Linked DNA regions of Homo sapiens: region 2 is linked to region 1. Evidence: chromatin contacts called from ENCODE Hi-C or POLR2A ChIA-PET data. All regions are on one chromosome and are shown on one strand. Each heading gives the region's core, a stretch centred on a gene start or an enhancer-like site at or near the end of the contact. The rest is flanking DNA. Distances are from core to core; before and after follow the strand shown. Region 1 has its middle 100 kb from the start of RUNX2-AS1. Region 2 overlaps CLIC5 (chloride intracellular channel 5).

Evidence for each region. Hi-C counts contacts between places; a loop is a spot of excess contacts on that map. ChIA-PET counts read pairs that join two places held with the same protein, here RNA polymerase II (POLR2A). Pooled maps may share reads with other maps.
Region 2: a loop to region 1 is called in a map with no recorded cell type, with 3 times the contacts of the local background. The contact joins two enhancer-like sites. A Hi-C loop is called at or near these places in 10 of 37 single-sample maps with no recorded cell type and 9 of 50 pooled maps. POLR2A ChIA-PET finds 5 or more read pairs at or near these places in 2 of 52 experiments (OCI-LY7 and SK-N-SH).

Annotation. Positions count from the first base shown.
Region 1 is chr6:45,675,059-45,680,451 of GRCh38, reverse strand. No RefSeq gene overlaps it. Among named protein-coding and RNA genes, the nearest start is that of RUNX2-AS1, 100 kb to the right of the region's middle. RefSeq lists enhancers at 2,501-2,620, 2,631-2,690. Within about 2 kb of position 2,796, at least 10 of the 41 ENCODE cell types and tissues checked have a DNase peak (open chromatin) inside an H3K27ac peak, as active enhancers do.
Region 2 is chr6:46,008,907-46,014,299 of GRCh38, reverse strand. All of the region lies in intron 1 of CLIC5 (chloride intracellular channel 5), which reads left to right. Among named protein-coding and RNA genes, the nearest start is that of CLIC5, 4.3 kb to the left of the region's middle. RefSeq lists an enhancer at 2,756-2,805. Within about 2 kb of position 2,684, at least 12 of the 41 ENCODE cell types and tissues checked have a DNase peak (open chromatin) inside an H3K27ac peak, as active enhancers do.

The sequences.
Region 1 (5,393 bases), core at 1,547-4,046:
TCAGCCTCCCGAGTAGCTGGGACTACAGGTGCCCACCACCACGCACAGCTAATTTTGTTTTTGTATATTTAATAGAGACGGGGTTTCACCATATTAGCCAGGATTGTTGCAATCTCCTGACCTCATGATCCGCCCACCTCAGCCTCCCAAAGTGCTGGGATTACAGGTGTGAGCCACCACACTTGGCCCAGAAATGCCCATTTTTAAATTAGGCTCTTTGTTTTTGAATTTTAGTTCTTTATATATGCTGGATATTAATCCCTTATCAGATGCATGATTTATACATATCTGCTCGCATTCTGAGAGTTACCTTTTTACTTTGTTGATGATCACATTATTTCTTACAGCTAATTTTGAGGGTGGATTGTCTTCCCAGAAAATGGGGAGAAATAATGTCTCAATTTTTTAAAGGTAGAAGACCCAGGATGAATAAAGTTTCAGGTCTAAGAGGAAAAATATAAATTCTTAAGCTATAGAAATGGTCCTTCACCTGATTTTGTACCTCACAGTAATGTAAAACTGAACCTGTTTCAAAGCCACCTTTTCTGTACAGTGCTGCTATTGTGCTGTGGGTGGTACAAATTTAGCCAACCCTACAAAATCCACTTCCCTAGACACATTCTGCAAGGTTTCTGTGACCGCTAGTGGTAAAGCACCACAATGGTGCTCATCAGTCAAACATCACTGCCGGTAGTCTCATTCCTCCTGGAGGCACACACTGAAAGAGAGAACTTTTCCTCTGGGGTCCTGTGCTTATGTGTTCATGGTCTTGTAAGTCACAGCAAAGAGAGAGAAAAACACAGGAGAAAATGAAAATGTCCACAGGAAACAGCCAACTGTACAGAGACAGTGCTTTGGGAAAACCTAAATGGGACTTTATTTCTTTACAGGGGGAAAGAACAAGAATGCAGTCAGCTCAGGTTTATACCAGGATAAAGTGAAATGGGTGGAAAGATGTGTGAGTTCTACCTTAGGTAAGTTGGCACCCCTCAGTTTCCCCAAATGAGCAGGTGGAACTGGGTGAGCCTGCGGTTCCTTCCAGTCTTTATAGTCTGTGTTTGGGGAAAACCAGGAGGCCACCAGCACAGAATATTTGCGTGGGGCCATGTGTGTGTCCTCCCCAAAGGGGAGAAGATAGCAGGGAAGCTCAGCGTCGGGGTGACCAGGAAATAGTGAGAGCTCCCAGCCCAGGAGAGCAGGCCCCTAACAACGAGCCCTTATGAGGGGCAGGTACATGTACACAGTGTGTCCCTGAAATGAGCTGTCAAAAGGAGGGGAAAGAGTACCCTGAGGGTGTGTTTTGGAGAGGAGAGTGGTAGAGAAGGGGGATTCAGAAAACAAACTTTGCTTTGGAACTCCAGAGGAATAAGGACAGGGAATGCCCTCCAAGTACACGTGGACAACATTCACAGCAGATACCCTCAGCTCCCAGATCCAAAGAGGGTAACCATGTCCAACAGGGATGACCAGGTGGCATTTCTAAACCTCATGTGCAGTTCTAAGAGGAGACTCCATTTTTTTTTTTTTTTTTTTTTTTTTTTGAGACGAAGTCTCACTCTATCGCCCAGGCTGGAGTGCAGTGGCATGATCTCGGCTCACTGAAACCTCTGCTGCCTGGGTTCAAGCAATTCTCCTGCTTCAACCTCCCGAGTAGCTGGGATTACAGGTGTCTGCCACCATGCCAGGCTAATTTTTGTATTTTTAGTAGAGATGGGGTTTCACCATCTTGACCAGGCTGGTCTTGAACACCTGACCTCATGATCCACCCGCCTCAGCCTCCCAAAGTGCTAGGATTACAGGTGAGAATCCATTATTATATTTAATATTTCAATGCAGGGACTCAGAGCCCTTAAACTGCTTGGACCTAAAAAACCATTCATGGACCACACATGACCTGATCACTCTTGTTCCCTTCCTGTATCTGTGACACAGACAACAAATGCCATCACTTCTCGGCCACAGGTGGAGACCCTGGCCAAGGATACATGACCAAGGATACACGACAGAGCTACAGATCAGTCCTGAACAGAAATGCAACAGAACAGCCTCTTGTTTCCTCAGCCACACTTCTAGACCGAATTTCCTGCCCTGAAATGCTGTCCACAGCCAGGCCAAGGAGCGGAAAAGAGAAGCCTTTTAAAATTAGCATACTAGCATATGGGGCGGTGGGAGGAGGGGGATGAAAAGAAGGATCTTGGAAGAGCTCCAGCTATTTTATTCCTGTTTTTTCATTCCAGTTTGGAGATCTGGGACACATTGATTCACAACTTTATAGTTCTTATTCAGCATTGATTTATGGGCTGACCAATCTGGGCCTAATCAGTCAGAGAAGGATTGGGGTTTTTTTGTCCAATAATGTTATATTTATGAGTCCATGAAGTGCACCGTGGCTGCAGCCCTGCCTGGAGTCAATAGAACAGAACTTCTAAGATCTCAGAGAAGGGGGTTCCCAGACCATTTTCTGCCCCCATATCATGCTTAAAGCTCCACTGTACATTAGAGGCCCCTGGTGTCATCTCACATTTAAACTCCAAACGGCTTGCCTGTAAATCTTCAACAACTGTGAACAGCTATGACAGTCTCGAATGTCCGTGGTTCTGTGCATCTGTCACTCTTATTTTCTTCTTTCCTTCTCTGACTGTGGAAGTAACTAACCCGCAGCTGGATGCTCACTGGATATTTCACAGCTGCGGAGACCAGGGCAGCGTTTGTTCACTCAGAGAAGCCCAGCCAGGGCTGTGCGGAGTTCAGCGGGTTATCATGTGCTTCCGGCTTGATCTGTGGTTATTCTGGTTCAGTGACTATAAAGAAATGAGCAGCCTGGCTAGACAGGAACTAGTTGAGAAGCCTGTCGTGGAGGGGAGGAAACAGAAATACTCAGATTGCAAGCATCTTTATGTTTTTCTTTGACGGGAAAGACATTTTCCCTGTCACACTCTTGGCAGCTGTCTGTTCTCAGCCTTCAACTCTGGTTAGCCCCAGCCGAGTCATTTATTTGCAGGACACCTCAGGCAACAGTGTCCCTGCCTCCCTGCCCTACCGTGGGTACCAGCAGTAAATGTCCATCACCAGCCTCGGCTCCCTAATTCACCTGACAAAGGATTCCACTGCTTGATTTATCCTGAGGAGAGAAAAATTCAGCAACAGCAAGAAACTTAGAAAAGCCATAGGCATCTGACAGACGAAGGAAGAAAGCTGCCAATTCTGCATTTCAGAGTCTGAGCCTATGAAGCCAACCAGATCTACCTATAAAGAGGGAGTCTTGAATGTCCTAGGAAGACTGCCAACCATTACTGGGTGAACAATCAGACAGGTCATCAAGTCAGGGATTGGCAAACTTTTTCTGGAAAGGGTCACATGGTTAAGTATTTCCAGCTTTGAGGTTACATACAGTCACTGTCACATCTTATTTTTTCACTACGACTTAAAAATGTAGGCTGGGCACGGTGGCTCACGCCTGTAATCCCAGCACTTTGGGAGGCTGAGGCAGGCAGATTACGAGGTCAGGAGATCGAGACCATTCTGGCTAACACAGTGAAACCCCATCTCCACTAAAAATACAAAAAAAAAAAAATTAGCTGGGCGTGGTGGCGGGTGCCTGTAATCCCAGCTACTTGGGAGGCTGAGGCAGGAGAATGGCGTGAACCTGGGAGGTGGAGCTTGCAGTGAGCCAAGATTGCGCCACTGTACTCCAGCCTGGACGACAGAGCGAGACTCCATCTCAAAAAAAAAAAGTAAAAGTCATTCTCAGTTCACAAGCTGTACAAGAGTAAGTCACTGGTCGTGGTTTGCTCACCACCCCTCACCCCAACCCGTGGTTTAGACAAACTAAAATTGTTTTTTATTTTAAATTTTGTATCCACTCCCACTGTGCATACATGCATGTGCATGAGCGTGTGGCCTGACAGCTCCAGGCAGTCCCAACGCGCCACACCTCACCTTCCTAGGGTAGAAGTAACACTGGGTAACTCACTCCAGAGAGCCAAGACGCGCTATAGCAGAAAGAACACAGGCTTCAGGAGACATGAGGATTCCTCCCAGCTCAGTGCTGCATCTGTTCTGTGCCCTGAGCCCGTCTCTTGCCCTTTGTGACCTTCCGAGATCCATTTGCAGGGTGAAGGGGGTCAGGCCAGATGATGTCCAAGCTCCCTCCCAAAAGCGATATTTCCTGTAGGCATCCCAAACCCATTTAGGACCAAATGAGGATGTCAGAGAAAGGAATGGATACAAATGTCTTCTATTTGTTCACTCTAGCTCAAAGCACAGCCAATTTTGAGGTGACCACCCCCCACATCAGAAAACCCCCTTTGGGAACAGAGTGGCTGGCACAAGCTCTGCTCAGAGAGACCTGGGAGGAATGCTTGTCAGCCTGGGGGTGCCAGCCACCCCTGCCATGCTCACCATGGAAACAAGCCGTGCGGCCCACACACCAGGCCAAGAATCTGGGCAGCTTGAAGGAGCCATGCCATTGTGGGCAGACACCGAGGCTCCCAGAAAACAAGCAAAGGCGAGGCCTGGAAGCTGTAGAGGAGACAGGTCATCATGACCTTCCCTCCCGGGCCACTGCCAGACTGGCCAGCAGACAGGTCTTCATCTCCATCCAGGCAGCCCAGGCATCCCTCAGGAAGTAAGAGACGGAGCTCACCGCTGCCAGCGTGGGCCCAGGGACTGCTCCCTCCATCAGCAAGTATTGGGTACCAGCTACACGCCTAGATGGTGTTGGGCATTATAGGGACAGGGTGGACAGGATACCGTGCCTGCTCTGGAAGGAATGGCTGGGTCGGAGAATTAACACCCTCCAGTGACCACGTGGGCAGCAGAAACTGTACCTTGTGCATTTTGAAAGAAGAAGCTGGAGCTGAGAGCCTTGAAAGATGTTCCTGGTGTCTCTCAGCAGGGGCTTTGCACGTGTACTTTATGGAAATGGTTTGAGCCCACGGGGCATCCTGCCAGCCACATCCATGAATGCAAAGGTTAGAGTCACCATGCTTGAGCAAAGGAGTAGTGGAGACCTTGCTTTGTAGGAGGCTTAGTAATAATTTGGTAGCAAGGGGAGGAGCCAAGGTGGCCGAATAGGAACAGCTCCGGTCTACAGCTCCCAGGGTGAGCTGTAGAAGACGGGTGATTTCTGCATTTCCATCTGAGGTACCGGGTGCATCTCACTAGGGAGTGCCAGACAGTGAGTGCAGGCCAGTGGGTGTGCGCACCGTGCGCGAGCCGAAGCAGGGCGAGGCATTGCCTCACCTGGGAAGCGCAAGGGGCCAGGGAGTTCCCTTTCCGAGTCAAAGAAAGGGGTGACGGACGCACCTGGAAAATCGGGTCACTCCCACCCGAATATTGCGCTTTTCAGACCGGCTTAAAAAACGGCGCACCAGGAGACTATATCCCACACC
Region 2 (5,393 bases), core at 1,435-3,934, 330 kb before region 1:
AAACCTTGATAACAATCTGTGGTCTTTGGTACTTTCTGACTCTTAAAATGTGACTTACTTTACACTTGGTACGTGATCTGTCTCCGTTGTCCCAGCCTACCACAAAGGTTTGTTAAATTTCTTCTGCTGGGTTTTACATTCTTTGTGTTTATTTTTCAAGCTTACACCTGACATTTAGTGACACTTGCTTTCTTCAGCCTGTTCTCTTCCCACTGTGGCCCCTGTGTGCTCCTTTGGTTTCTGGGACTCCCCCCACCCCCACCCCAGGCTGGATTTCCAGGTCCTTTGGCAGACCCAGGTAATAAAGGAGGTCATTTCTCGTCTGATGCTGGGTAGTGTTGGACCTTAGGGCAGCAAGGGGGTGTTCTGAACCCCAGCATCCAGGCCTGGGCCCTAGGGGTGAATAGGGAGAGCTTTAACAAAGCGATGAGTCTTGCTGCTCTCCTTGAAGAAAGCGATTCTAGGACTTACTCAGATTCCTTGAGAGTGGTAGTTTCAAGGTGTCAAGTTTCTGAAAGATATTTGAAACACAAATAGGTTCTTTAGAACCAAAGGAGCCCTTTGCCCCACTCCTAGGTGTGGAGACCGATTCTACCTGCACCTTTGGAATTTTCTTGTTGGCAGTGTTGGAGAGTCTCTCCATTTATATAAAAACCTTACTGCACAATTTGCAGCGTTCCCCAAATAATTCTAAAATGACTGTGTTGTCATTTGTTTTTTCCCTAAAGGAAATCAATGAGAGCCAGGCAGGCCTTCATGGCTAGCTCAAAAACCAGATTGATGGGGAGATCAAAACATCAGGTATGAAAGTTGTTTTGACTCCTCCCTCAACCCCATCTTTTTGAGCTTCAGGTTAGCAGTTCTCATTTACAAGTAAATGGGACAAGTAAAGGCTAGAAATATTGTGAAATAAAGATGCTGCCCAGGCCTTACTTGAACTGTGTCATTTGAGGGAAGCAATATCCTTGTTGACAGAATCACACTTTTCCAAAGTTTGGAGTTTCTCTGAGGTACATGATTCCCCATAAAAAGAAAGGCCTTCTTGTTGATGGTGTCAGGTAACTGAAGCTCTTTCTGCAGGGCAGGGTGGGTTGGTTTCTATGAAGACTTCCAAGAAGGATGGGTCCCACCCAGTTATAGTCATGACTTGGTCATTTTCAACACCCCCTTGGAAGGACCTCCCAACCTCTTGTTTCCACTGGGTGTACCACTCTAAATCACAGTCACCTAATGAGTTTCACAATGACATGTAATTGTAATTGTCTCCCACGTCAATTGATAGTCATTATCTGTTACTACTACTGCTGATAATGATAATGATAAGAAGAAGGAAAGATTGCAGCATATTAGGACATAATAAGTATGTTCAAATACCTTATCTCATTTGATCATCAGCAACTTTATAAGGCTTGATTCACTTATGTGAAAGATAAAGAAAACAAATAAACTGGATTCACAGGTACCTTATGAGACTCGCTGTCAGAGCACTTGATGAGCTGCAGTTTGCTCTTCTTGTAACAGCCCAGGGAACTAAGAATGATAATTCCTCCTGTTCTGTTGAACAATACATGTGCTCACAGAAAGTAGGTAAAATGCCCAAAGGTAGATGGCAGATAGCATTCAGATCCAGTCCTCAAATCTAGCAGTTTAGACTTTGAATTTCTTGCTCTTTTCCAAATACCTATATGTCAGGCCTGATACCTTATTTTGCCAAGTTAGGCTTTCAAGTGCCATCATGGTGACATTTATTTATGTTATTAATCCATTCTAATGTGTTCATAGAATGCTTCCAAGGAGACTAACCCATTTCTGCTATGTACTCCGAGTCTTTCCCTTTCGGGGAACATTCTGACAGTGACTTTTAAGAGATTATTTCCCCACATTTTTAGTTTCTACAATAAGAAATGTTAGATCATGTCAACTCTGATTCTAATGTCCCATAATACCTGTGGATGGCGCAGGGATTTGGAGATGCAGTACCTGAGTTCAAGTCTTGCCTCTGCCTCTAATTAGCTAAATGATCCTGAACAAATTATTTAACTTTCAGGAGCCTCACTGGCCCTCTTAAAACAAGAGCATGGTTATAAATAAGGAGACCATATAATTTATTGTCCAAATCTAGACACTTTTGAGAGTGAAAGGGAATGATATCAATAATTAGGCTGGAACCACAGGTATAACCCAGGATAGTTTGGGAGCAAATAAGGATGTGTGGTCATTCTGGTTATGAAAATACTGTCATTGTAGATTTGCTGTGAGGATTCCATGGGAGAACATAGGTGAAAACACTTTGTAAATTGAAAATTGCTGTAAACACACTGACTTGAATATTATGAGTCCCATGGCAGACTGAACCTTTCTGGACCTGCACGTCCCTGATTTGCCTTGGGGAACAAAGGCCTGGCTCCTTCCTCACTTGCAGGGATATTTTGAGAGTAAATGAGATAATATGTAGCTTGGACTTTGATCCTAAGAGGAGGACAACAGGCTAGAGGTAATGGCAGTGAGTGTGGTTTATTGAAAGAAATAGAGCAAGGAAGTAAAAGCAAAACAGAAAGCAATTTGAAAAGACAAACACAGGATGTGCTGTGTAGGTTAGATCAAGGCATTCCACCCATTTGCATTGCTTCCTCCACTCCCAGTCTCACCCCTGGACCCCAGAAGTGACTAATGATACAGACAAGCTCGCCGCAAGTGTCTCTTCAGCCAGGAACTGAGGTTTCAACAGAAACCAGTGGTTCTCAGCCTTCACTACCTATTCAATCCATTGAGAGAGATTTTAAAACTTCTGATGGCAGTTTGCTCCCCAAGCCGATTACATCAGTGTGTCTGTGGGTGGGACCCTGAAACAATATTTTCATATCCACTCTCAGGTGGCTCCAGCGTGCAGCCCTGGTGGAGAGCCACTGAGTCATAATCAGAGGCAGGTCCAATAGCAGGCAGCTTCTGCCACCGCTGACATAGGTGGCCTTGCTAATGCTGATTAAATGTCCAGAACTTCTAACAGCCTCAGGGCATCACGGTCAGAAGTGTTGTTGATAGAAAGCTTGCATCCAATCACTGCCCAGTTAACAGATGCTGACGAACTATTAAGCCCTATCCACAGGACTCCAGAACAATCGTGTATAGGGTTGGTCTAGTCAAAGAATCATCAATTCAGCATGGGGGAAGTAAAACAGAGTTCTGCTAATTGTCTGATGGAAACGACTAGTCTTTCATTTATTGAGTGGCCCAAAAGTTTCTGAGTGGTGCAGGGTGCAATACAAGTTGTGGTGACTCGTGGTGTGGTCATCTGACTTCCAGAACAGATAGGATCAGATCTTGTGGTGTCGCCTCTATGTCCCTGAGCTACTGTGACTGCCTGGTCACCTTGGGCCGCTTGCCTAAGCATGAGCTCACTAGGTTTTTAAAGTTCCCTTCATCATATTAAGCTACTGTGTTTTTCTTTCCCACTATCTTCAGGTTTTGATCTGTAGTCAATAACGCAATACACAAATTTGCCTGCCCTGCTATGGCAGTGAGTGCTTCTTCTCCTGGTAACACATCCCTGGAGAGCTAGCGTCAAGAGTTGTATGATGCATATTTGAAGTGCCATGGCAGGGTGGTGGGAATGAGGACTGGGTCTGCAGAAGCTGACGTCCACTGCCAGTGTTGAGAGCTCCTGCATCCCTGATGACTTGTGTTGTCTCTTTGGGCATTTATTGGCCCCCTCCATGCAAGACAAAGCGTCTGTCAATTTAGACAGTCAGTTAGGTCAAAAACTTCTCATTCTTGGTTCCCTTTGAGTTGTCAGCTGCTGGCCCCATGTTAGTGGTGGCAAGAGATGTGGTGGAAGAGTGAAACTTTGGTGTCAGGCTCGGGTTCACCAGTGTGTTGGCCAGGATGGGCTGCTTGACCTCTCTGGACCACAGATTTTTTTTTTGTTTTAACCAGTGCAGTGCTAATAGCAGCAGCACATCTTTCATGGAGTTGGTGTCAGCATTTCAAGCTGAGTATGGATCTGGCCTATTAGTAAGTCTTTCTCTGTAGGCTCCATGTAGCCCAATAAGTAAAAGTAAAGCCCTTGGGCTTCCCTCCCTTGATGTGTACAAGAAGTCAGAGGCTCAGTCCTACCAGCTGAATCTCACATCTCAGAACCAAGATACTTCTTGAAAGAAAATGTAAGTTTCCAAAGCAGGTCGTCATTCAGGGAACTGGAAGAGAAATGTTCCCGATTGTTGGAGCTGACCCCTGAGAACACAAGCAGTGAGTCTCATTGCTGCAGACCAATGGCAACTGAAGTACAGTGCAACCACCACTGGATCTGACTGCCTCTGACTGGACTGCTGCTCCATAAGCTGGAGCCCACTAGAGCCCATGTCTGGAGTAATGTGGTTGGACTGACTACAGGGTAACTGCAGATCCCTGACCCACTGGGTTCTTCAAACTCAGGGGAAGTTGATTCCTCCTGTCAGTTGCTCCCTCATCCAAGAAAGCTCCTACATAACTGCTTCCCCAAGGCTCCTGGTAGCCAGGCCAGGGTAAAGGATCCTCTTTATTTTCAAGAGGATCCCTGGTTCTCTTTGCAGATTTTACTACCCCTTCCTCAACAATCTTCCAGCTATGCATAGCCATAGGTGCTCTCATCAAATATACTCACACATGCACACGTATTATCTACCAGGATTATGGGGAAAATGTCGTAGGCTCTCACTCTCTGGTATCTATTAAAAAACTATTACCCAGAACACATCCTGAGTTGTATCTGTTGTCAAGACTGGAGGAACTAGAGATAGTAAAGATGCAAAGTGGTTAAGCATGAGTTTCCTAAGATGTAGTTCTGTAAAGGACTCTCTCTACCCAGGGTGTCTTAAATCTAACACTGCTTGTGTTCTGAGGGGTCAGCTCCCACAGTCAGGGACATTTCTCTTCCAGTTCGCTAAATGACAACCTGCTTTGGAAACGTGTCTTTTCTTTCAAGAAAGAAGTATCTAAGTTCTGAGATGTGAAATTCTTTAAGGACAAATAAGATAAATAGCCTACTGTCTGAACTGAAACGAATTCTTCCCTGTAAAAAGAAATGGAGTTGTTAACTTCTAGAAGTTCTTTTAGCTCTGCTGGCATGGGAAGAGTCTTTAAGGGGGATTCAAAGACTCTTCCCATGCCAGCAGCACTGGAGGTAAACCATGGGTAGGCTGGTGGTTCTCAGCCTTTGGGGCATGAAAGAGTCACTGCACTTGCCTTCTTCACTTGTACCTGCCCAGGTCCTGTCTATAGAGTTTCAGATTTAGGAGGGTGGGGTGAGGCCCAGGCATCTGTATGCTTAAGAAGCTACCCACTGGTGATTCTGAAGCCCATCAAAGACTGAGAACCACTGGTGCAAACCATGGGTAAATAGGGCTGAACTACTCAGT